Regions from separate parts of the Mus musculus genome. Here region 1 is linked to region 2. The links are chromatin loops, found by intact Hi-C in ENCODE. Cell type or tissue: heart. All regions are shown on one strand. Each heading gives the region's core, and the rest is flanking DNA. Links, peaks and the distances in the headings are about the cores only. Region 1 holds the start of 4930487H11Rik (RIKEN cDNA 4930487H11 gene). Region 2 overlaps Gm35252 (a long non-coding RNA gene).

Region 1 (11,624 bases), core at 1,406-9,405, 130 kb before region 2:
ACCCTCATCCCCAGCTGCCTACCTGAGGCTAGGTGTTGCAGAGTGGAGGACAGGGAGAGATGTGTGGAACCACTGTGTGCTGCTTGACCACCATCTCTGCCCACAGGACACGGAGGCACTGTTTGTGAAGTTTGCTTGCATACTCAGCCTCTTCTGACACAGAAGCCTGGCACATCCCCCTCCCCGCTAGGGCATCTAAGCAGCTGCCAGGACAGTCTGTCAAAGGGCAGCAAAAAGCGTTTCTCCCCAGCATCTCTCTCTAACAACGCAGCCTGGCAAGCCTCAGTTTTAAGCCTAAGTTCTAGAAGAGGAGAAGTTGCTGCTTCAGGCAGTAAGGGGTTGAATGTTGAGGCATTTTAGATAGATGGGGTGGGGGAGAGAGAGTGGGGAGTCCCCAACGTTCCTGTAGGCTCACTGCAAACCTCCAATGAGCCTACCTCTGCATACTTGCTTGTCCAACAAATGGAAAAACCTTTTCTCAGGGATACTTTAAATTTTAGCATCCCTTAAAGAGCACCGGAGGCCTGGAGTTCTTCCACTAGCTTCCATATACTTTTCTAGTGGATCCAAGCTTTTTCTCATGTTTTTATAATCCCACAGATGAAACAAACGGCTCGCCTGAACTGTCCCTTCTGCTATGCCTGTTCTCAGCTGGCACAGAAAAGCCCCCCACACCCACAGTATAAAACAGCTCTTAGGTCCAGAGAGGAAACCCACCCTTGGTGCCTTTCATACCATTCCTTGGGGGGATGCTGGGTAGCTCTTCCAGGTCCCAGTGACATTTCATGAACATAGCTGTGAGAGACGATTGCTTTTTTTTTTTTTTTTTCTTTCATGGTGAATCTGCATTATGCCAATTCTCTGACAGGTTCAGGCAGAGTAGGAGGCAGAAGGGAGAAAAGGCAGCTTTCTGTTCCTGCCTTACTTGGTTTGAGGAAAATCTGCATAGCTGTGCTATGAAAGACCAGATAATAAATATCCCAGGCTTTGGAGCACATACAGCCTTTCTGGCAAGCACTCTGCCCCGCCAATGAAGCACAAAGGCAACCCCCAAGTGGTGCGGAAACAAATGGGAGTGTTCAAATAAAACTTTATTTATAAAAATGGACAGTGGGCTGCAGCTAGCTGAGGATTTTGTGTGTCTGGCTTCAAGCCTGGCTCAGTCACTCAGCAGCAGTAAGCGATTCTTCAGAGAGCCCTGGATTTCCCCCTGTGTTACTTTGCTCTCTTCCTTAGTTTTCAAAGTGCTCATCCTCTTAGGTCTTCACATTCCCCACTTAAAACTCATGGAAAATAAAGACATTCACGTAGAGCAGCAAACCAAGGGCTGACACGCTGGAAATGTCTGCTGTTGTCGATGTTCTTACAGCCACATCCCTAATTATTTACTAAGCCGGTGACAGTGTTTATAGACATAAACAGGCAGAGCAGTCTCACTCCATAACAGGTAACTTCTTTTCACTTTTCCCATGTGTGACTTCTCAGAATTTCTTTCTGGAATCCCAAATTCTTAGCCTTCACATTTCTCTTCTCTGGGGAGTTCAGAACTTTTGCAGATGGCAGCCTGCTCAACCTTGCAAACGCACTTGGAGTTATTGACTATTTAAGTATCTGTTTCTCATTATCTCAAACAATGAGAAAACTTTGTGGAGAATTGGGGGGGTGGAAATTAATAAAAAATGGTTGAGGAATTGAAAACATTTTGTTTCCAACTGAAAAGAAAGAAAGAAAAGATTTGTGAGCGAGTGGTATAAGACAAGTGAATGTTGGGACAGGCACTGACGCTCTGGGCAAGGCTGATGTCTCATCTACAATGTTTGCTCACAGATTGGTGTAGCTAGCCCAGGACTCTTTATTTATGAAGATATAGGCTGGTCACACCATAGGAGTCGTGGGGTGGATAAGACTGAAACCCAGTTCCCTGTGGGCCCAAGCATCTTTTTCTGCTTTCCCATGGGGCACTGTGAGTGGGAAGCACTTCTAGTACCTTCTGAGAGCTTTTCTGTGAGGTCTAGTGGGAAATCAGCATTTCCCTGGGAGTCTGAACATTGGCATTCCCATACCACTCTATCTATGTCTCTCTGTCAGTCTGTCCATCTGCCCATCTATCCATCTGTCTACTCATCCATCCATCTGGCATTTATTGGATTTCTACCGTTGCTGGAAAGATGTTTTGAGTAGAGATTTAACTCTGCTTGATTTATTACCTTCCTTTTCTGTAACTGGCAAACCACAGCCTAATGAGCACAGAACCTTTCAAGGCTGTGGCAGCTCCAGATTCCAAGTCACTGACTGTTAGAATCACGTCTCTAGCTGGGGAATGTTCTGAGAACCTTCTGATGCCTACAAGCTTTCACTAAACTCCTTGTTGGGACACAAGGAAGGTACTGTTGGTCATAGCCTCTCTTTTCTAACTCCATTGTTGAAAGCAAAATTTATATGGTATGTTTTCTCATTTTTCCGGAACACATATCCAAGGAAAATGTTTAAGAGGTCAAAACAAATTATCTCTTGTCATTCAAATTATCACATGGTGTACATGTTGATAATTTTAGGTAAGAGGGCTTTGGTGGGAAAGAGGAGTCTCTTTTTTTTTTTTTCTTATTCACTTTACATTATGCTCTCTGCCTCCTCCCAGTCAGCCCCTCCCACAATCCTTCCTCCCATCCCCTCTCTCCTCATCTGAGCAGGTGGGGTTTCCATGAGTACTCCCACCCTGGCACATCAAGTCTCTGTGGGGCCAGGCACATTCTCTCCCACTGAGGCCAGACAAGGCCACCCAGCTAAAAGACCATACCCCACAGGCAAGCAACAGCTTTTTGGACATCCCCTTGCTCCAGTTGTTTAGGACACACAAAGACCAAGCTGCACATCTGCTACATATATGCAGGGAGGCCTAGGTCCAGCCCACGTCTGTTCTTTGGTAGGAAGGGGGAATCTTCAGCATACGGTGGAATCTATCTTCCATGGCACAGGACAGCTCTGAGGTGAGGAGAGGATGGCTCACATATCTGATTCTGAATACTAATCCTATATCATGATTTGTCATCTTACAAAAGGACAGAGCATTTTCCAACTGTGTACCCAGGTTATGTCTACCATCAGAAACACTTTCAGGGCAACACCCTCCCCAGCTCCAGCACTTGGAGCTGGAAACTTTTGTACTGAGGCCAGGTGGTGGCAGAGGCAAGAGAAGTGGCTGTAACTGCTCCTATCTTTGTGGTCAGGCACTTTAGAGTGGGCTCTGTTGCCTAGTTTGCCACCTGCCTTTTCTCTGATGGGCGAGCTGTAACCTCATTAGAGGATGGTCCTCATAAAGCAGCAAACCTGAGTCAGAGGCACAACCAGGGAACACTTTATGGGAGAAAAAAGATGGCTCTGGTGAACTCTAGAACCACCTGTGCGCTTAGGCATTTCACAGCATCGTTGAGAGCTCCATGAAAACCCAGTAGCAAGGTGATTGCCAAGCAGCAGACACTCTGGGTGACCTGAATCAGGACTTGACATTAGCTGACTTGCAACCTGATCACTTCAAGGAACCATTTTCAATACTTTGTTTCCTTTCTTTCTCTCTCTCTCCTTTTTTTTGTATGTAAATTTCTCAATTTGAGTACCAATGAGAGAGACAGAAAGAGAGAGAGAGAGAGAGAGAGAGAGAGAGAGAGAGAGAGAGAGAGAGAGGAGAGGAGAGAGAGAGAGAGAGAGAGAGAGAGAGAGAGAGAGAGAGAGAGGAGAGGGGGGGAGGAGAAGATAAATGAAAAAATTAAAAGATGGAAATTAGAGCTGGGTGTGGTGGCTCATGCTTGTAGTCCCACCACTTGGGAGGCTGAGGCAGGGGGATTGTTTAAGGCTAGCTACATGGTGAATTACAGGCTGGCCTCTGCTAAAAAGTGAAAACCTTTCTCAAGATAACAAACAAAAGAGGATGAAAACACTTTAGCGGAAAGGAAAAGACCATATAGTCACACGGAAAAGGATAAGGTAGTAGTAGAAACAGCTTTTAGGAGTCCTAGGATAATGGGGTCTTTGGAAAAGGATAAGGTAGTAGTAGAAACAGCTTTTAGGAGTCCTAGGATAATGGGGTCTTTTTCATCCTAAAGATACAGATGTGGTTATCAAGTCGTATGCTAAGCAACTCGTCTTGGTCAAAGCTCTTCCAACACTGGAGGACTTTTGGTGGTCTACAAGGTGAAACTGCACCCTGACGGAAGGGGATCCCCAAATTGACGGAAGCAGTAATTCAGAACTAGCAAGATGGGCAGGCTTCATCAGATTTTCTAAGAAACATTCTCTCATTTTTCTCTCACTTCTGAGGAGACATGAGATCTGACATACTACTCAGCTATCTGGGGACCAGGCTGTGGGGTCGGGAGAAATTGAGAACTGGGGGTGTGGGCCTCGGGTCAGCAGTTGCTTCATAAGGCATTTACAGGGCACCTTCACTGCATGTCCTCCTCGGTGGAGGCTGAGTCTTGGCTTCCTCTGCTTCAGGAGCTCTAAGTCTGGTGGGGGTGTGGGGGTGGAGAGAAGAAAGGTAGCCGGGGGCCCTGCCTGCGTGGTGAGCAAAGGTGGGTCCACAAACAGATGCTGTGAATAGGCAGCTCATCTGTCCCTCTTCCGGCACACCCTGTAAGTAAGGGAAGCACGTTTTAGCCATCCGCCCATGGTGCCCGCAGCTCGAGAAGCATTTCTCATAGGTTAAGCATACATCGGCTTTTTCAGAAGTAAAGATCATGTCTGCCTTTGGCAAGCTCAAAACCGCCTTAGTCCCTTTCTGGGCCAGATTCTCATCTGATGTAAATCCTTGGGAGAATCAAGTTGTAGCACTGTTTTGCATGGAGTGGGAGTCAATTCAGTCTTTCCCCTGAGTTACCCTGAGCGAAACTCTACTACAGCGTCTCCATGGCAACCAGAGGCTGGCCAGTAAACTCGGTTGCCTCCTAAATCTCCCCACCCCCAGCTTCTCCCCGCTCTTTTCCACGGTTAAGAATGAGGCTCCCTCGCTCGGTGTCCCTCGCTCTCACACTCCTTTATTGCTTTGTGCTCATATCTTTTTTTCCCCCTGCAACTCCTTATCCAATCTGCTTTTAAAATCCTCCATCCAGTTTAAAAAAAAAATGAAGACGGGTTAGTCATTGCTTGACAGTAGTAATTGACCTGTTTAGACAAGACCAAGCTGATTTCAATGGGCACAGAAACCTTGGCAAACCAAAGTGGAATTTACCTTCAAGTCTAGCCAGCCTAATTAATACATTGTTGAGAATTCTGGCCAGCCACACCAAATATGGCTTTTCCACCCACTTGAAGAATTCACCAATCTGAATTCCAGCAGATACTGCAGTATCATTGTGTGTATGTGGTGTGTGTGCGTGGAAGTGTGTGTGTGTGTGTGTGTGTATGTGTGTGTGTGTGTGTGTGTGTGTGAGAGAGAGAGAGAGAGAGAGAGAGAGAGAAAGGAAGAGAGAGATGAGAGAAAAAATTATAATGCTTTGACACATGGTAAAGTAATTCTGATTAAATAATAAAGAAAGCTATGTAAGGGTAGGACTCTTGGTTGAGACATATTTACTACCAGGTGAGCAGCAATTGTCGATTGAACCTCTGTGAGCCTGTTTCCTCATCTGTACAGTGGGTTAAAGTACCTGATGCATAAAGGGACCAGCGAAGAGATTGCAGATAATAAACGGCTTGGTATATATGAAGGCCGAGTACCGCCTGAGTCCCTGGATCCCTGCTGTATGACCCAAAGCATGTGTGTTTCTCTCTTTCTTTTCTTTATTTTTTTTCTTTATTTTTTTAATTGATTTTTTTTTATGAGTCCGCATGCTCTCAGCCTAGCAACACTCTCTGTGTCTCTCCCCCAGGGGGCACCCTCCCGCCAGGGACCGAGCCCACAGTGGACACGGTGCCCGTGCAGCCCATCCCAGCCTACTGGTATTACGTTATGGCGGCCGGGGGCGCCGTGCTGGTGCTGGCCTCCGTCGTCCTGGCCCTGGTGCTCCACTACCACCGGTTCCGCTATGCGGCCAAGAAGACCGATCACTCCATCACCTACAAAACCTCCCACTACACCAACGGGGCCCCTCTGGCGGTCGAGCCCACCCTAACCATTAAGCTAGAGCAAGAGCGGGGCTCGCACTGCTGAGGGCCGAAGCAGGAACAGCGCCCCCCCAAAAAAAACCCAAGAAAGACTGCAAACACGTTGCCTCGATTTTGCACTTTTTTTCTCCTCGCCTAGTCTCTGTGTGAACCCTCAGACATCTCTCTCCAGGGTCCCCAACCCTGAGCGCTCTCATGTACCCCACACCATTCTCTGTGGTTCTTGGTTCCGGTTTCTCTTTGCTCTGATATTGTTTGTTTTTAATCATTATTTTTTTTCCTTTTCTTCTTTCCTTTTTAATCTTCTCTCTTTTATTCCTTTCTCCCCTCCCCGCCCCGCTTTTTTCTAATGATTTTAAACCAACTCTAATGCTGCATCTGGAATCCCAGAAGAGACCCGCCCCTAAGCACTTCACAACCCAAGGCTCTGTTGGTTTTGTTCCAGAGACAGGCCCTGTTGTTTTCTCCCCTTGCCTTATCCCATCCCTCCTCTCCTGGGCAGGCTGCCAGGTGTCTTGAGGGGAGCCTGGTCCTGTATGTATGTACACAGTACACTCCCATGTGAAGAGGTGTGTGTGTGTGTGTGTGTGTGTGTGTATTTTCGAGGGAGAGACTGATTCACTGTGGAAGGGGGGGAGTGTGGGTGTGTGTAGAGAGGGGCCCCTTCCCTCTTATGTTGCTTCTTCTGGGGTACTTTTCAAGAAAATAATATACTGTACACATTTTGTTTACTTGGAGAAGAGATTGGAGCTTTTTTGTTGCCTTATCTAGCTCTGGCTGGGTTTCTGTTGGCTGTCATTGTCATCTCCAGGTACCTAGACAAATAGAGACCATTGGGAATGCAATGTGGCTTCACCCATCCTTATCCCCATCCCAAGCCACCCAAGACTATGGTTCCTCCAGTGCACTCAGACATGACCCCTTTTGTTATGTTTCCTGGTGTCTTTGAAGTCACAAGATAACAGCCATTGGGTGCATGGAGTCATTTCTACTTCCAGCCCTGAAGCAAATGTGTCTCATGTTGCCTTATAAAAAGAAAAAAGAAAAGAAAAAAAAAAGAAGAAGAGGAATAAAAAGTTCATAATGAATGTTTAGCTCTGACGGTCCAGTTGTGGAATGTCATAAAGAATAACACACCTGGGATGATGTAAACTCAGTAGTCTGTTTTAATTGTGAGCAGGAGGGGACCGATAGAAGGGAGGAGATGGAAAGACCCAAATGTTGTCTTTGCAGAGTCTCCTCACCCCCGGGCATCATTATGTTGAGCCTAACGTGGGATGGGGTTGAGGAAGAAGGTATTCTTTGGTATTATTTTGGTCATTGTCATAGAGTTTGTAAAATACAAGGGAGGGGTTTATTTGCTCTCCTTTCATGGTGTTAACGTGTGCCTGAATCCATAGCTGCTGAAGTATGTGGCTGTCCTTCTGACTTAGTTAAATAGTATAAGAAAGTAAAAAGGAATCGTTTGCTAAAATGAACCCAAGTGCTGCCACCAGTTAAAGCACTCATGGCATCTGGCTAATACACCCCCAATGTCTGGTCTGAATACACCCCCAAGGGCTGGTCTGACATCAGCAGATAAACTAGCATGGGCAGAGAGAAGACGCCGTGGTAAAGTTATACCTGTTGCCCCTACTTTTCCTCCCCCAAACTCTCTACCGAGAGAGATGTTAGAGATGTGCAAAAGCTGCATTAAACGGCAGAATCAATTTGGTTGCAATGAAGTGTCTATTTGAAGATTCCAAGTATACTAGGGCTCAGTCTTGAAGCCATTTGCTTTCTACTTTCCAGCTAAAAGGCTTCTTAGAAAGTGAACAATTCTCTCAAGATGGTTGCCTGGTCACATGACTCTCCAGACACCTTCTAAGAAAGAACAAAATACTAATGATTTTTTTTTTTATTATTGCTTGGGAGAGAGCCATTCAGCATTCTCTCAGAGTAGCCACATAGGTCCCTCCAGCACACTCTCAGCTTTTGCATCTGGTGCCTTTCATCCCCCTGAAAGGACACTGCTCTCCTGCTCTTACTCTGTTTCAAAGAGCTATTCTGTCTCAACTGTAGCAACTCTGCCAAGAAAAGAAAGATGAAAGGCTAGTGTGTGGCTACCTTGAGGTGTCCTACCTCAGTGGAAGATAGAGAAGGAAGTGTGAACTCAGGTGGGCAAGCAGCCCTGAGTGCTGAGAGAACCATGGCGTCACGGAGCACTTTTTGTTGTTGTTTTTAAACAGAGTTGTTTATTCACCACTAGCTGAACATTTAGGGCCAGTCATTCCTTGCAAATGATTGACATTCCTACAGGTGCCCTGTGCAGGCATTTATAGAAAACCACAGCTGGAGAGTAGCTGATGAGAGTTTCTTCCTCTTTAAAAGAAAATGGTGGCCATGTTGTGAACTTGCTCTATGCTCACCTGATGCCCCATGCAGCATCATATTCATGTACATGTCACAAATGAGAAGATGGTGAATCCCATGATACCTTCAACCAGGACTCAGCTTAAGCTCTCTCTCTCTCTCTCTCTCTCTCCTCTCCTCTCCTCTCCTCTCCTCTCCTCTCCTCTCCTCTCCTCTCCTCTCCTCTCCTCTCCTCTCTCCTCTCTCCTCTCTCCTCTCTCTTCTCTCTTCTCTCTTTCTCCTGCTTCCAGCATCTCTCATAGCATTATCTAAAAGGGCAGCTCATGTGTAAAAAGGCCATGCCTTGATGCTTTAGAAAGCAAAATTCTGTATCCTGTTAGAGAGGAAAGAATCAATCTCTTCTAAGCAAACTCGACCGGACAGATGAATCCGTGCATGCACTAGTGTAGTCTTGCTTCTCAGAAGACGAAGCAGTGATCCCAACTGTTCAAATTCGGAAGAGTGTATGAATGAGGTGAAGGGCCAGCTGGTCTAGAAAGCATTTGCCTTCCTAGAGCTCTCACAAGAACCCTTCTTGAGAGAATACTAGCAGCTGCCATCTCCTATTGCTGGCTAAAACAGAATAAGAAAGAAAGAAAACAAAACAAGTGTAGTATTGCCATTGACAAAACAGGATGCCCAAAATAAAGTTATCCCTTCCCCTGTCCCACTTCTTTTGATTAAAACCATAATAGGAGATCCAGTACTATTTTTGAGGTTGTTGCCCCATCCTTTAAAAGACCCCCAGTCTTTAAAACAAAAACTAGCAGGCAAGCAAACACCTAAAAGGTCAAAATCTACCAAAGAACAACAAAACAAGAAAACCTAAAGATTTTCACTTCCTGTTCTTATCCCTCCTGTAACTGTGACACCCTTTGCATTGCTCAGTTGCCTGTGTGTCAAAATAACTTGTGGATGTTGGAAACTATTTGAAAATGTATTGTGTGGAATGTAATAAAATGACGATATTTTTATACAAACATCTGGGTTTTTTTCCCTGCCCCTTTGCCTGTGAGAACAAAGTTTGACATGGAAGCTTTGGGGGAAAAAAAGAAAAGAAAAAAACCTTGATGTCTCCAAAGTTTACACATTGCCTTCTGAACTGTGGGGCATTTGTGTGGGAGGGAGGGAGGGAGGGAGGGAGGGAGGGAGGGAGGAAGGAAGGGAGGGAGGGAGGGAGGGAGGGAGGGAGGGAGGGAGAGGGCGAGATGCTCTCTCCTTGAGGCTGAACGCCAGCCTTCCTTTCTTTTTATTTCCATAACTGCTTGTTAGGAGTTTTAGCCAATTTGTGCAGCTGAGCCAACTTTCATGATTGGTGTGGGATTTTGCAAAAGTTGCTAAGTGCTAAATTGCTCAATGTGATTCCACAAAATTTCTCTTGATGGCAAATCCCTGAACACTGGAATCTCCTTTCAATTTAGCCCGGGTTGGGGTGGGGGTGGGGGCGGGGGAGGCTGGGTGCAGCTCTCAGGCATGGTGTGCTTGGCTCCACAGAGGCAGGGCCCTTCCTCTGGAATAGAAATGGTGACCTCTTGTCCCACACCTTCCAAATCATTACTTCCTGAGGGATGTTGATCTTTAATTTATGAATGATGTCCCTGGAGCAAAGGCAATAGGAACTTGTAGCATTTCCAGGGCTCAGAGGTAGTCAAGATTTGGTGGTGGTGGGGTGGACAGAAAATGGAAATAAAGAGATGGACACCACAAACCCAGAGATACCCTTTTATAAAAGAAACACTCTGTAAAAGCGTTGAGGGTAAGGAGTCTTACTCAAGAGTCTGATCTTGAGTTTCTTGCTCTGCTTGGTTTGGGTTGGTCCACCTCTAGGAATAGTCAGTGATGTGCTTGTGGTAGATGTCCAAATCTGAGAGACATTCTGTAGGGCAGAAGGGCATATGTAGGAAAATTAACTTTCAAGTAGCTTTGAGTTTTTCAATGGGAGGCAAGAATTTGTCACAAGAGGATTTAATATTGCCTCTCGTGTCACCCCAGAGACTCTCTAAAAGGCCGAATGATCATCCTAGATGGCCTTGCAAGAAGACACCTGTCCAGAGGGTCCTCTTTCTGCCACTGCCCTGACTCCTCCTGAGTCCCATCACAACCTAGGCCCTGGATTCAGCACTTTTCAGATATGAAGCCTGTTCTAACACCGCAAAGGGAAGCCTGGCTCCTCAGGTCTCACAGGAGACTGCTAGTACAGATGGCTCGGGGTAGATGTCATTATCTGTCCTCTGCAGGAGCACAAAGCCGAAGGTCCACGATTAGAACATTGTCTGCTTTTCCTGCGCCAGGCACAATTACCCATTTTGTCTAAGTAACATTTGGCTGGCCTAAAACTGTTGGTTCCTGTTAGCACAAGGCAAAATGGAAGCCTCTCAAAGTGTTTATGTCCAACAAGAACCCAGACTCAGTCCACACTTGCCTTCGATGACCTAGGAGGACCTCATGTGCCAGGCTGAATTAAATTCGTCAGGACTTATGTTTTGTTGGCACTACTAAGAGTTTTGGAGCCACTTGTGGGAAGTATTCCACCTTGACCCCAGTGCCAAGACTTATATTAGGAGTACTGCTTCTCCCAGGGAGGCTGGCAACAGTGAGGAGTCAATTTTACACATTGCTCACAGCACTTTCACCAGTAAAACATCCCTGCCTGGTTTGCAGACTTAGTCCAGTTATAAATGTTACCGAGTTATGTTCCCAGGAATCAAGGTCCAGTGTGCCCTGTGCTTGCCCCTACATGGGTCTTCACTAAGACTTAAATGTACATTCTTGCTTCAACCCTGGTCCGTCTAGCCCAGACCTCCAAAGCCTGGCTACGTCAGGGTGATATGGAGTTTATTTTTCTCATGCTCTTTATTGACTGTGGTTATTCTGCACAGACATTGTGGCCTTCTGTACACTTCGATGAAAAGAGGTTCATTTTGAAGTTTTGAGTTGTCTGCATTGTGGCCGCACATCTGAGGCAAGCTGCAGACTGCTAGGTGTGTAGGTGTGGGCTTGGTTTCTCTCTCTCTCTCTCTCTCTCTCTCTCTCTCTCTCTCTCTCTCTCTCTCTCTCTCTCTCTCTAATTGTACAGAGCACTGGGGCTCTCCCAGCTGTAATTTGCCTTTCATCCACTTCAATGATGGCCCAAA
Region 2 (11,624 bases), core at 2,482-10,481:
CAAGGCTTGAGAAGGACTGGGCCTTCAAAAACAGGGGCAAACCTCATGCTGTTAGTTTCTAGTAAGTTATGCTTAAACACACACACACACACACACACACACACACACACTGGGTAAATAATCAAATGTTATTTCCAACCTCCATCTTTACAATGAAAGCAGGAAAAAAAAAACCAATTATCTCTAAAATTCAAAAATATTAGCATTGAAAGGTCCTGAGGAAAAGAGTCCAACCTTTTATTCCGGCTATTAATGCTTTCCTTGGCTTTTTGTTTGTGCTTGATTGTGTCCTGTGATGGAAGACAAATTCGTGGTCTGGATGGAAATGAATGAACTCAGAAAATAGGCTGCCCTTCCCCTCCCCGTGATCGTGTAGACCTGCTGAGGGTCAAAGTAGAGCAACTAGGGATTGTGAACACACACAGGCTGGGAGAAGTTGCCTAACAGAGAGAGAGAGAGAGAGAGAGAGAGAGAGAGAGAGAGAGATGCAGAAAGACAGAGAGACACACATACAGAGACAGGGAGAGAGTGACAGACAGACAGGCAGGCAGGCAGGCAGGCAGGCAGGCAGGCAGGCAGACAGACAGACAGGCAGAGAGACATGCATACAGGAGAATAATTCATATCCCGCCTTATTCCTAATGCCAGAACATTCCATCTTATCTCTTGCTGGTCCCAGGCTCTGGCTTCCACCATCAGCTCCCTGGTTCTCAGACTTCAGACCCTTATCTCCATTTCACCTCGGGTTTTCTTGAGTCCCAGCTTACAGATGGCAAAAGCCCTCCATAACTGTGTGAGCCACGTCTGCAGAGTAAACTCCCTAATTGCATGTGTGCTCCCTGTCCCCTCAGATAAATGTCCTTCAGAATATTAGACACCAAGACATGGATGGGTGTCTCCAAGAGACCAGAGCTAGGGGCAGCTCCAGCCTGGAGACCTTAGCTCAGTGACAGCAGACTCAGCTAGTTAACCAGCCAGCCCAGCTCCAGAGCTAGGGGCAGCTCCAGCCTGGAGACCTTAGCTCAGTGACAGCAGACTCAGCTAGTTAACCAGCCAGCCCAGCTCCAGAGCTAGAAGCACAAGCTCCCCATCAGCTTGGATCCATCCCAAAGACGGCTAAGGAGGTTTTACCTTCTTTGTTTTTGTCATCTCTTTTCTCTGCCTCTGTCTCTGTCTCTGCCTCTGCCTCTGTCTCTGTCTCTGCCTCTGTCTCCCTCTGTCTCTGTCTCCCTCTGTCTCTGTCTCTGTCTCTGTCTCTGTGTGTTTCTCTCTGTGCCTGTCTTTCTCTGTATCTCCGAGTGTGTGTCTCTGTCTGTCTCTCTGTCTGTCTCTGTCTCTGTCTCTGTCTCTCTCTCTCTCTCTCTCTCGATTCCCTTCTTCTCCCACATGCCTAGCAACCAAACTCTGCCAGTCCAATAGCACTGACACTTCTAAGACTCCTTTACATTATTAACACTCACCCAAAGTGCCCCCAAACACATATGCAAGTGCACACACAGCTATACACACACATATAAACACACATACCCTCACACAAACATGCAAGTGCACACACACACATATACACACATATATAAAAATACACAAACATTCACACACACATACACACATGGACACACACATATCTCTTTTAATCTGGCCCTCCCCTGGAAGAGCACATATTTTGGGCGACAACAGTACAAAGAGCAAGCCCTTGGGAATAGATCAGGGTTAGGCTCAAAATCTAAACCTAACACACAGCTGTGTACCCTGAGCAGTTTATCTCTTTTAACCCCTATTTTTCTTATCTGCAAAACTGAGGTTCATACCTGTCTTTTAAAAGGTTAGTTAAACTGGTATTGTGAAACATATCACTTTGTGCAACAAATAATATATGTCAATAATAAAAAAAAAAATATAAGGGCTGGAGAGAGGGCACCATGGTTAGCAGCCACGCCTCGTGCATGGTTAACCTCACGCCATCACAGGGGAGCCAGGTTCAGTTCTCAGCATCCACATGGTTGCTCGCAGCTAGCTGTAACTCCTCTTGTGAACTCCATGAGCACGGCATGCATAGGGTGCACATGTACACACATAGGCATAAATAAAAAGCCCTAAATACTTTAAAAAATACGTTTTTCAATAGATGAGCAAACAAGAGACGCAAATGTATATATAAAAAACAACTCATCACATTAACAAATTAAATAAGAAAAGCACATGATTGCCTACATAGACAGAATATTTTAACAAAACTTAACAGAAAAAAAATATACAAACTGGGAAGAAAAGTGGATTTCTCTCATGGACAAAAACTGTACCATAATAAACTATAGCAAATGCCATATTTAAAATTAAAGTAACAGTTACAGTTCTGCCATGTGTCTACTTAGCACGGAATTTAAAGTCCCAGCCAGAGCAGTAAGGCAAGCAAAAAATAAATGTTTATTCAGGAAGAATTTGTTATTGAAGTTCAAAAAAGAATAAATTAAGCTGTCATCCATTACTAGTAGTTAATATAACAGTTGACCTAAAGGCCCAACAGATTTTACATGAAGACAATTACTGTTATGTTTACCACAATATTTTTCATATTTATTAAAATTATTAGCAGGGTTGTTGAAGACAAATCAAAATGTGAAAATTCTATTCCTGAATAACCAAGGGCAGACAGAAATTATTTAAGTTTTAAATGACGCTTTGTGTAGCTTAGATTTGGGCTGTGTGTTACTGCAGGCCAGAGCAACGAACCAGGGAAGTCTGGCCTGAGACCTCTAAATCTGTGAGCATGGAAGTTATTAAAAATGCACTGTATACATGTAGGAAACTCAAACAGCAAGTTTTAAATAGTATATATTTATAAGAATGTAACTAAGAAAGAATCAGTAAGACACACGTTGAGAATGAACACGGACGGCAGCATTGTGAATTATTCACAGACGTTCTGGGAAAGAACGCTGTATCACCAACAGGGCGGGTCACAGAAACGAAAGCAGAAACTCTGAAGCCATTGGTGACAGACAGTGCACGGGGGACTTTTTAATGATGTGCATAAGACATCTTCACAGTCATGTTTTTCTCCTGTGTATGTGATATGCCTACGAGCATGTATGCGTGCGTGCGTGTGCCTGTATGTGCAGGCCGGAGGCTGCCTTTGAGAGTCTTCCTCTCTCACTTGTTTATTCAAGGCGGCTGTGTTTCTCACTTGAAGCCAGAGCTCACCTGGGCCTGCTTCCCCACAAGCAATTCCTGTCTCTGCTGCTGGAATTTCAGGGGAGTCACAGCTAGCTAGTCTGCCGTTCTCCTGGGTTCTTGGCATCTGAACTTTGGTCCTCATGCATGCATGGCAAACATGTTCACCACCGAGCCATCTTCCAGCCCCATCACATAGTTTAAAGTTAGTGAAACTGATTTTAGAACACAGGGAACCTTTCTAAACTTGTAAGGTCTATCCAACCTGCGTCTACAGGCCACACTCGTCCCAGGAGAGCAAGGTGTAGCCAAATCCGTGTGTAAATGAAAACAACCATGTCACAATATAAAAAGGACGGGTCTCCTGCATGAAAAGATGTGGTAGATTTACCATCCATGATCAACAGGAAGGATAAGGGAAATCATTTCTTTGTTAATGTTAGCTTTGTATATTTTAAAATCAAGCATTAAAAGGACTGATAGCATTTTGCACCGCTTTTGGGGACGACCACGAGTAGGAAGCCCTCGTCAAGCACAGTGTGGTCACCTGCTCCTTTGGGGGGCAGACCAGCGCTGGCCTCAGCATCACCGCCCACCTCACTGTCTCTGCTGACATCCCAAGCCATCCACAGAGGACAGGAAGAGGCACTCTGAGGGATGTTTATAGAACCACTCATGAAACTGCCTATAAAAAGTAGGGTATTTTCAAATGTGATTTGTACTTTACCAGGAAGAGCAGAGCAGGGAAACATTATTTTTAGAAACAGATTTTAAAAAGAAAAAAGCTGGAGGGTGGGTGGGGGGGGTTGTTGAGGAGAGTGGTAGAAACAAAGATGTCTCTATTTTTGTGCCCCTGTGTTTCTCTGATACCACCTACAGATTTACCAACAAGGTAGTCTTTTTTTTTTTTTAATCTTAGACAATGTTACCAGTTTTTTAATCTTAGACAATGTTACCAGTGAGACAAAGGTGATTTGTTTGGAAGGGCAGCCCAAATGTGAAGACAGGGCTTTGCCTCCATGCTGAGAGGAAGCCTGCTGCCTTCCACCAGAGAGAGACCATCAACCTGAAGGCTTTTGTTATGCAAAGACTTTGATTTAAGAATATTTTCCTGTGATTTCCATTTGGAGGGAATAAATTAAAGGTATCAGGGGAAGAAGAGTTATAATTTATTTCCTTCTTGGTTGTCCTCTATGTTTTCCAAATTTTCTACAATGAATATGGATAGCTTCTATTACCAAGCTATTTTTTAAGAGAGGTATGGGGTGACAGATCCAGCCGGCTCCCTGGTGTCCTTCAAGTGTCCTGAAGAGACGGCCACTGCCTCCTGCGGCTGCTTGAAAGACTTCACTGAGAAAAGGGATGCTCACTTCAGTGGAATAAAGCTCAAAAGGACCAATCTTGGCCAACAGATACAGGGAGACTGGCTTCTGTTCTCTCACTGTGGAGCATGTGCCTGACAATAGCTCACTGGGCTGACTCTTGGGGGTGAACCTTTGTAATTTAGGCACCCACTTCCTCTCCTAACTCCTGACCCACAGACAACCCTCATGAATTGGAACTGTTTTCACTAATTTCTAGGGCCCAGTGAGAAGTGACCACCAGCTCCTCCCACTGCGTGGGCAGCGGCCACTCCTTTGACTTCTCACAGGGTAAGACCTGTAGAACTGTTCTTCCATTGCTCCTACAACGGCATCTTTGTTTGGGCCCCCTGATTCCTAAGTCTGACTTCTCCCTTTTCCAGAACCTGAAAGGGACTAAAATCCTAGGAACACCTTGAATCTTCTATCCATAAGGAAGGATGTCAAAGCCAGACACACTACCCAGGCCCACTGGAATGGCCTTCTGAGTTAAAACTCAGCCAGCCCAGAGAACAGGATTTGGAGCTGATGGTTTAAACATCAGACCCCAGCCACACCCCTTTTCCTCCCAGGCACCTTGGCCAGGTTTTCACTCTCACCAGCCTCTGCTCCTCAAGAGAAGTAAGGACCCCAGGAAAAGGCTCAGACACACAAGTTCATTACATGGTAGCTGGTACATGGATATTATTTCAGTGCTGTATTTCCCACACTCCCAACAGGTGCATATTTATTTACAACCTGAATACCAATGCATTAAAATACCTTTTGATTATCAACTACTATCTTCATCACTTTTCTCAACTCCAGTGACTTTTCAATATAGATAGACAGATAGCCAATAATTTAATCTTTGGTTGGCTTTGGTTCTTTCTTTCTTTCTTTCTCTTTCTTTCTTTCTTTCTCTCTTTCTTTCTCTTTCTCTTTCTCTCTTTCTTTCTTTCTTTCTTTTTTTCTCTCTCTCTCTCTCTTTCTTTCTTTCTTTCTTTCTTTCTTTCTTTCTTTCTCTAAGGAAAACTAGTAAAGAAATTTAGAGTCCGTTTTCAGTTGGTTTGGTTTTAGTACCAGAGTCAGAACTAGTTCCTTGTGAATATTCTCCAAATGCTCTCTCACTGATCAATATCTGCAGCTGTTCCCTTTATACTTTAAAAGTGCCCCCTCGGATCTTACTAAATCTATGAATAAGTACACATCGCCTTTTAAAATTATAACCAGTTAAGTGTGAGGAAGAGAAGGGTCGGTGGGGATGTGGAAGGGTGGGGCTGTAGCTGAGCCGGTACAGTGCTTGTCTAACAAGCATGAATCCCCGGATGTATCCCACATAAAGTATGCATGCTTATAATCCCAGCTCCAGTGCTGGAGGAGAAGGACCAGACACTGGAGATCATCTTTGCTTACATAGGGTTCAAGGCAAGCCTGAGAGACATAAGACCCTGGTCTCAAAACCAAACCCCCTCCCCCCAAAAAATAGAGGAGAGAGAAGGGAAATAGAGAAAAGTGAAGAAAACAAAATCCATCAGGAGGGGTTTGCCCTGGAACAGAGGCTGGGTATAAAGTTTGGGGAAGGGGGACAAGGGACAGGGCTTCCAAGACACCCAAGGAAATCAGTGTATGCAGTGGAGGGAGGGGTGTAGGGACAAGAGCGTTGCTCATTGAATAAAGAAGCTGTGAAAGGAGAGACAGAGATAAGCCTTTCCCACCCAGGACCTCGGACCAGTCCTTCTGCCTCAGGTTCCTGCCTCTTCCCTGGGGAACTCAGCCAGGCCACAGGCACTTCGAGGGGGGACAGCGCCACCTTGTGGGCTATTTGTTCCCGGTTGAGAAGCCCTCAATGAGGTCTTTTGCTTTTTACTACCTTGAACACACATTTTTTTTTATCAAAAGAGAAAATACAGGACGTCTGAAGTATTTTTTTGCTTTAAACTTTGGGGGTCGAGATCAAACACGATTAAGATAAAGCCTGCAGATTTTCCTCGCGGACACTATTCATCTGCAAGTATCTGACTGTTTCCAAATGCCCACCTTGGTGACCCTACCTCACAACCTTCAAAGGACAGCAGGGAAGCTGGCAGAAACCTTGAGGGTCAAGTGCAGTCAACTGACTCTGCTTGGGTTCTGTGCTCAGCCTTGTATGGAAGAGCTGAATCAGCAGGATTTTTGCAAAGGTTGATGGTAGGAGGGATGGGGGGGCAGTCAATTCCCCTTTGACTTCTGGTATGTATAAGACAAGTCCTGGAAGTTTCCTTTGATAAATATCATTATACACAAAGAGTTCTGCATAAGAATGTACTTTATGACTTAAGTTATAACTCTGCAGTCCTGCCAACAGCCTACCAGGCCAGTGGGGGGAGTGGTATACAGCCACTAAAAATAGCACCGTTAAGAGTCACTTTGAACCTATTTCCTAAAAGAACTATTGGAAAATATCAGCAAAATACATTGCATGCCATCCCAAAGAATCAATTCAAATCCTATATTTTATAAATCACTGCAATTCTAGCTAAATACTGCTATTCCGGTTTTTTTTTTTTTCTGCTTTCTGTGGGTGTCATAATTTTCTACACTGAGTATGTACTACTTCTTAAATCAGAGGGGGCACATTTTATAAGTTTCGATGCCAGCCAACCTTCCCTTCCATTCTTACCCGTGTCTCACAGGCCCAGTGAGGAAGATATTTTTAGCAGAGACAAGAAACATAGGGTATTTAGATGTTAGGTGAGAGAAAGAGACTCCTCAAGTACATTAGTTTGTGATGCCAGTTTCTAAGCGAGGCTATCAACCACAGTGATATTCCTCCTGCAGAGGGCAGGGCATAGGAGGCTGGTCTTGTTGGTTTATTTGGGGGGTCGGTGTTGTTAGGGGGTGTTTTACTTTTCCTTGTGCTGAGATTGAACAGTGAGTATTAACACACACTGGGCAAGCGCTCAACCTGTGAGCTATAACACCCAGCCATGAAGCCATTTTTGATGTCTACATATTTGAAGAGATGGGTGTGATGGTGCCCTGGATTCATCGATTCTGAGCTGGCCTGGTGTCAAGACCTTGTACTTATTTTCTCATCCTTATAGCCTCCTGCACAGTTTGGAGCAGGTGACCTGACTTGCAACCTCTTCATCTGGGAAGTGGAAATGACCGTTTTATCTCTTAAGGTGACTTAGGAATTAAATCCGGCTAGGTTGTGCCACATGAAACTGCTATTTTATGGATCAAAATGGGTGAGCACTGGTGTTTTAGAGTCATCCAATCATTGCATATAAAGTGCCAGTCAGCTCAGCCATGTGTCCTCGAAGAAGTTTTATCCCTGTTCACAGATCACAGATTGTATGGGTAGAAAGTGAACAGGTACCAGGCTGTAAAGACAAGGGCCCGTACAAAGCTGAGGGGAGGAAGGAAGAGCTGGCTCTCAGAGTCACCAAAGGTTGGCCAAATTTGCCTCGCCTCCTTTTAAAGCTCTGCCTTACTCCACACCCACCTCATTCTCCTGACCTCATTAAATGTTCTTGCACAGTGGAACTTCTTCTCCAGTCACAGGGCCCCTGTAAGTCCCACCTCCTGACTCCACAGAGCTGACAGAGACCCTGAACCCTCCATCTAACTTCTTCCTGGGGCACAAGTTTTCTAGCAGGTACTAAGGGATATGCCTACACCAGGGAAGGTGGTGTGATGTAAGCAGCCTGGTTGTGGCCCTCATCCTGGCCCTCATTATCTGTTAGTTCCACTGCACCAGAGACTAACAGACCCAACACTGAGGAATGGGGACCCTCCATCAGGAGCAGGAACAGAGAGAAACACCACTTGTCTGCCTGCCAGGACCTCTGCTGGCAAGCAAACCCAAATGGACCATTTCCTTGAGTCATTATATTTTGAGTCAGCTTTCTTTTGAGATGGAGTGCTGCCCCTACCAGAGGAGAGCTGTGGGCTCGTTGGATGCACCATCCACACTGAGGTCTGTGTGGGAACACTCAGCTGGCAGGTCGGGACCCACCAAGAAGGGAGACTGACAGTAGGACTCTAAGGTGTTAACAACCTTAAGTTAGTTGCTCCAAGAATTGTGACAACTTGCATTAGAAACTGATTCTACAGTCACTCATTCTCATACAGATCATTCAAGTAGCCCTGTATATAAATGTTTAAAGCCATTTTTAAAGTGAGCAGGAGGCTTAGAACAGCCAAAGGCCATACCGAAGTTCACAGAATCAATATGTGAGAGAGGAAAGCCTATATATCCAATACATCAGAATTCTGTTCCTCCTCCAAATTGCAAGAAATATGGAGGAGAAACATTATTCTAGAATAGTGCTTCCTAACCTAGTGAATTCGACACTCTAAGATAAAGCCAGGTTATAGATAAGTAAATGCTCATTGAGATGGGACACCAAGCATGGTTCAAAAATGTGTGTGTGTGTGTGTGTGTGTGTGTGTGTGTGTGTGTCTGTCTGTCTGTCTGTCTGTCTGTCTGTCTGTCTGTCTGTTTGGAGACAGGGTCTCTTTATGTAGGCCTGGCTATCCTATCACTCAATAGACCAGGCTGGCCTCAAATTCACAAAGATCCTGAGTGATGGAACTAAAGATGTGTGCCACCATGCACAGCACCACAAACTTTCAGAAGGAGAAGAGGGTAGGGAACAAAGAGGAGGAAAAAGAAGAAAAGAAGGAGGGGAAGAGGAGGAGGGAGAAGAAGAGAATGAGACAATCAGTGTGGTCTTGCCTAGTCATCCACTCATTCATCACTCCAGCTGCTCTGAACCACTGCCTTCCACACACCCATACATACCACGTTACCGTGACTAGGGTACCATTCATCACATCGTTACTTGGTTGCTCTGACAGCAAGCAATCCCAGTGTTTCCGTGGCTCTAACAGCTCTCACTAGCATCTCCCTTGGATCACAAGAATACATGATAAGCTGACACCCAATCTCCTGTGTTGTCTCAGTCTAGGACAGACTGAAGTAGTGGCTCATGACTGGACATGCTACAGGAAACCTTGCTAAACCACTTAACTGCAGCTAAAGCCAGCATCCCGTCATGGCCACACATTAAAGGGTGGGTGTCCCACTGCTTCTATTGGAGCCACAGGAGAAGCAGGCGTACATAAATCATCACCAAGCACATGCAAACCACCAGTCTGTAGATTTCTATCCGTCAATATTAAAGGTAGAAGTCTGGGGTAGGGCCCTTAGAGTGTGAGAACTGGGGCCCCCGCTGCTGGGGTGGGATACCCTGACAATCTGTTTCTTACTCTGATTATCTCTGACTGAGCTCCATCAGCATTTGTCCTGTGAACCAAGGCCAAGGATGAGATCTCCAGAAGGGACTTCAACATCCAAATACTGATCCTGAGGTCAGACTGAAATTGCCCCCGTTTGCATCAGCGTGGAAGGGCTCCCGATGAAGTCGTGGATGACGGAGCTCCAGTCCATTTGCCTCCACAAAGAGAGAGTGTGAAATGACTTCCTTTGATCAGCAGGGACAGAATCTAACTGAACCGCAAGAAAACAGGAATTCATACATTCACAAAATACCTATATCATGACTCCTCTGTGTGCACTATGTTCTAGCTGCTGAGACAAAAACAGATCCCCTTCTCAAAACACCTCCCAGCTGAGTGGCATCCCGGCCTCATTTGATGAGCAGTCCGCCACGCTTCCTCCACTCAAGCGGCTTCATATAGCAAGTCAGTGACCACAGAGGGACTCCGGCGGGCTGTGTTAGAGCCAAATCACTTGCCTCACCACTGTATGTTTCTCAGTGAGTTGTAGCTCTTCAAGTAGCTCTCTCAGGCTCAGGAACCAGGGCCCACTCCTCCCTAACAAAAGGAAAGTGTTAGAAAGGACCACATGTACCCAGAAAGCAGGTGTCAGCTGTCTGTGACCAGAGGCACCAAACAAAAGACTCCAGCAATTTTTTTAATTATGTAAATGATGAAAGCTGCTTCTTGCTATTTTCTTTCCATCAGAACTCTTGGAGCATCCGCAGGGTTGATGGATGAGGCCATATCCAAAAATGGTATTCGTGTTACCCAATAAAGACACCACAGGGTTGTTCCGGGCTCAATTTTGGCAACTTGCTCAATATTCAAGCTGGGAATTTTTTTTTTAATTTATTTTTTCCCCTTGTATCTTATCGACCAGGTACAAAGGGATGTTGTTTAAATGAGAAAATCTCTTCCTTTGCTTACTGTTCTAAACTCAGTGGGTTCTCTTTGCAGCCAGGTGAGAAAAAGTTGCAATTTCAATGCAGAAAGCCCTTCTGAATGCCTGCGGCCTGGGAGGTATAATGAACAAGGCTCAGTCTTGGATCACTTCCCAGACCCACAACGCAAGAACGCTGTGGTGTCTAAACAGAAGTCCCTGGCTTTCTTTCAGTCCCTAGTCTTATTAGGCTTGATGCTTCTTTATTATGTTTTGTTCTGCATCTCTAAATCCCCCCTTCTGAAGCATAATGCCGCAAACATGGGGTCTGCGCGCCCAAGAGCATTGTCCCCGGGTCGCCATGGTAACTCAAGCACATCCACCAAGCACTTTTCCTTGCTTGCGCTCTGAGCTTGCACCTTGCACACACCCAACCCATATTCCCCACCCCCCCATCCCAGGAAGCCGGGTGTGTGGGGGGGAGGGAGGTGCTGGGGGGTGTCTGTTTACAAGCACAAGCCAAAGGGGAAGGATGACTGTGTTTTATCGACTTTATTAAAATACCTTGAACACTCGTTCAGTTTCTACTCATTATTGCTTCACCTGTGTGTGCCACGAGGCGCTGTCGGCACTTGACGAACAGCCTGAGAGGATGTTGGGTTTCTCTTTGGTGCTGGTGGGCTACAGATGCCAATGTGTGGCTTTCCTAATGATAGGACTTTATACTTTATAGCATCTTTCATCAGGGAACCTCAAAGCCTCCCTCATTAGGTTCCATAGCCCGCCCTCCCCCCAGAAGGAGGTGGGTAGATGAAGTAGGTCCCCCACATAGCAAGCCCAAGGCAAGAAGGGGCCTCCAGCTAGCCGCCTAGACATAAACAGGGCCGGGCACCACACACAGGGCACAGGATCCCCTGTCTGAGAAAGCTGCTCCAGCGGTTTAATTATACCACAGTTGGGCC

The links. Hi-C counts contacts between places; a loop is a spot of excess contacts. Peaks named below come from ENCODE experiments on the same cell type or tissue, not always from the same donor. Only the 100,000 strongest peaks of a DNase experiment are listed, where the experiment ranks them.
Region 1: a loop joins it to region 2, with 5 times the contacts of the local background. A loop is called at or near these places in 23 of 42 quality-filtered maps.

What each region holds. Positions count from the first base shown.
Region 1 is chr1:62,789,845-62,801,468 of GRCm38, forward strand. All of the region lies in intron 15 of Nrp2 (neuropilin 2), which reads left to right. It overlaps 4930487H11Rik (RIKEN cDNA 4930487H11 gene), which reads right to left and starts at 4,888. Exons shown (of 3, transcript NR_040601.1): 1 at 4,709-4,888; 2 at 4,552-4,627; 3 at 1,074-1,712. In heart, for the core only: a CTCF peak has its summit at 5,854 (motif pointing right); DNase peaks (open chromatin) are centred at 5,985 and 6,587; H3K4me3 peaks cover 1,354 bases; H3K27ac peaks cover 1,279 bases.
Region 2 is chr1:62,923,389-62,935,012 of GRCm38, forward strand. Gm35252 (a long non-coding RNA gene) reads right to left here. Exons shown (of 4, transcript XR_865480.1): 3 at 9,771-10,337. Among named protein-coding and RNA genes, the nearest start is that of Gm35252, 27 kb to the right of the region's middle. In heart, for the core only: a CTCF peak has its summit at 6,335 (motif pointing left); no DNase peak of the experiment used is centred there; H3K27me3 peaks cover 523 bases.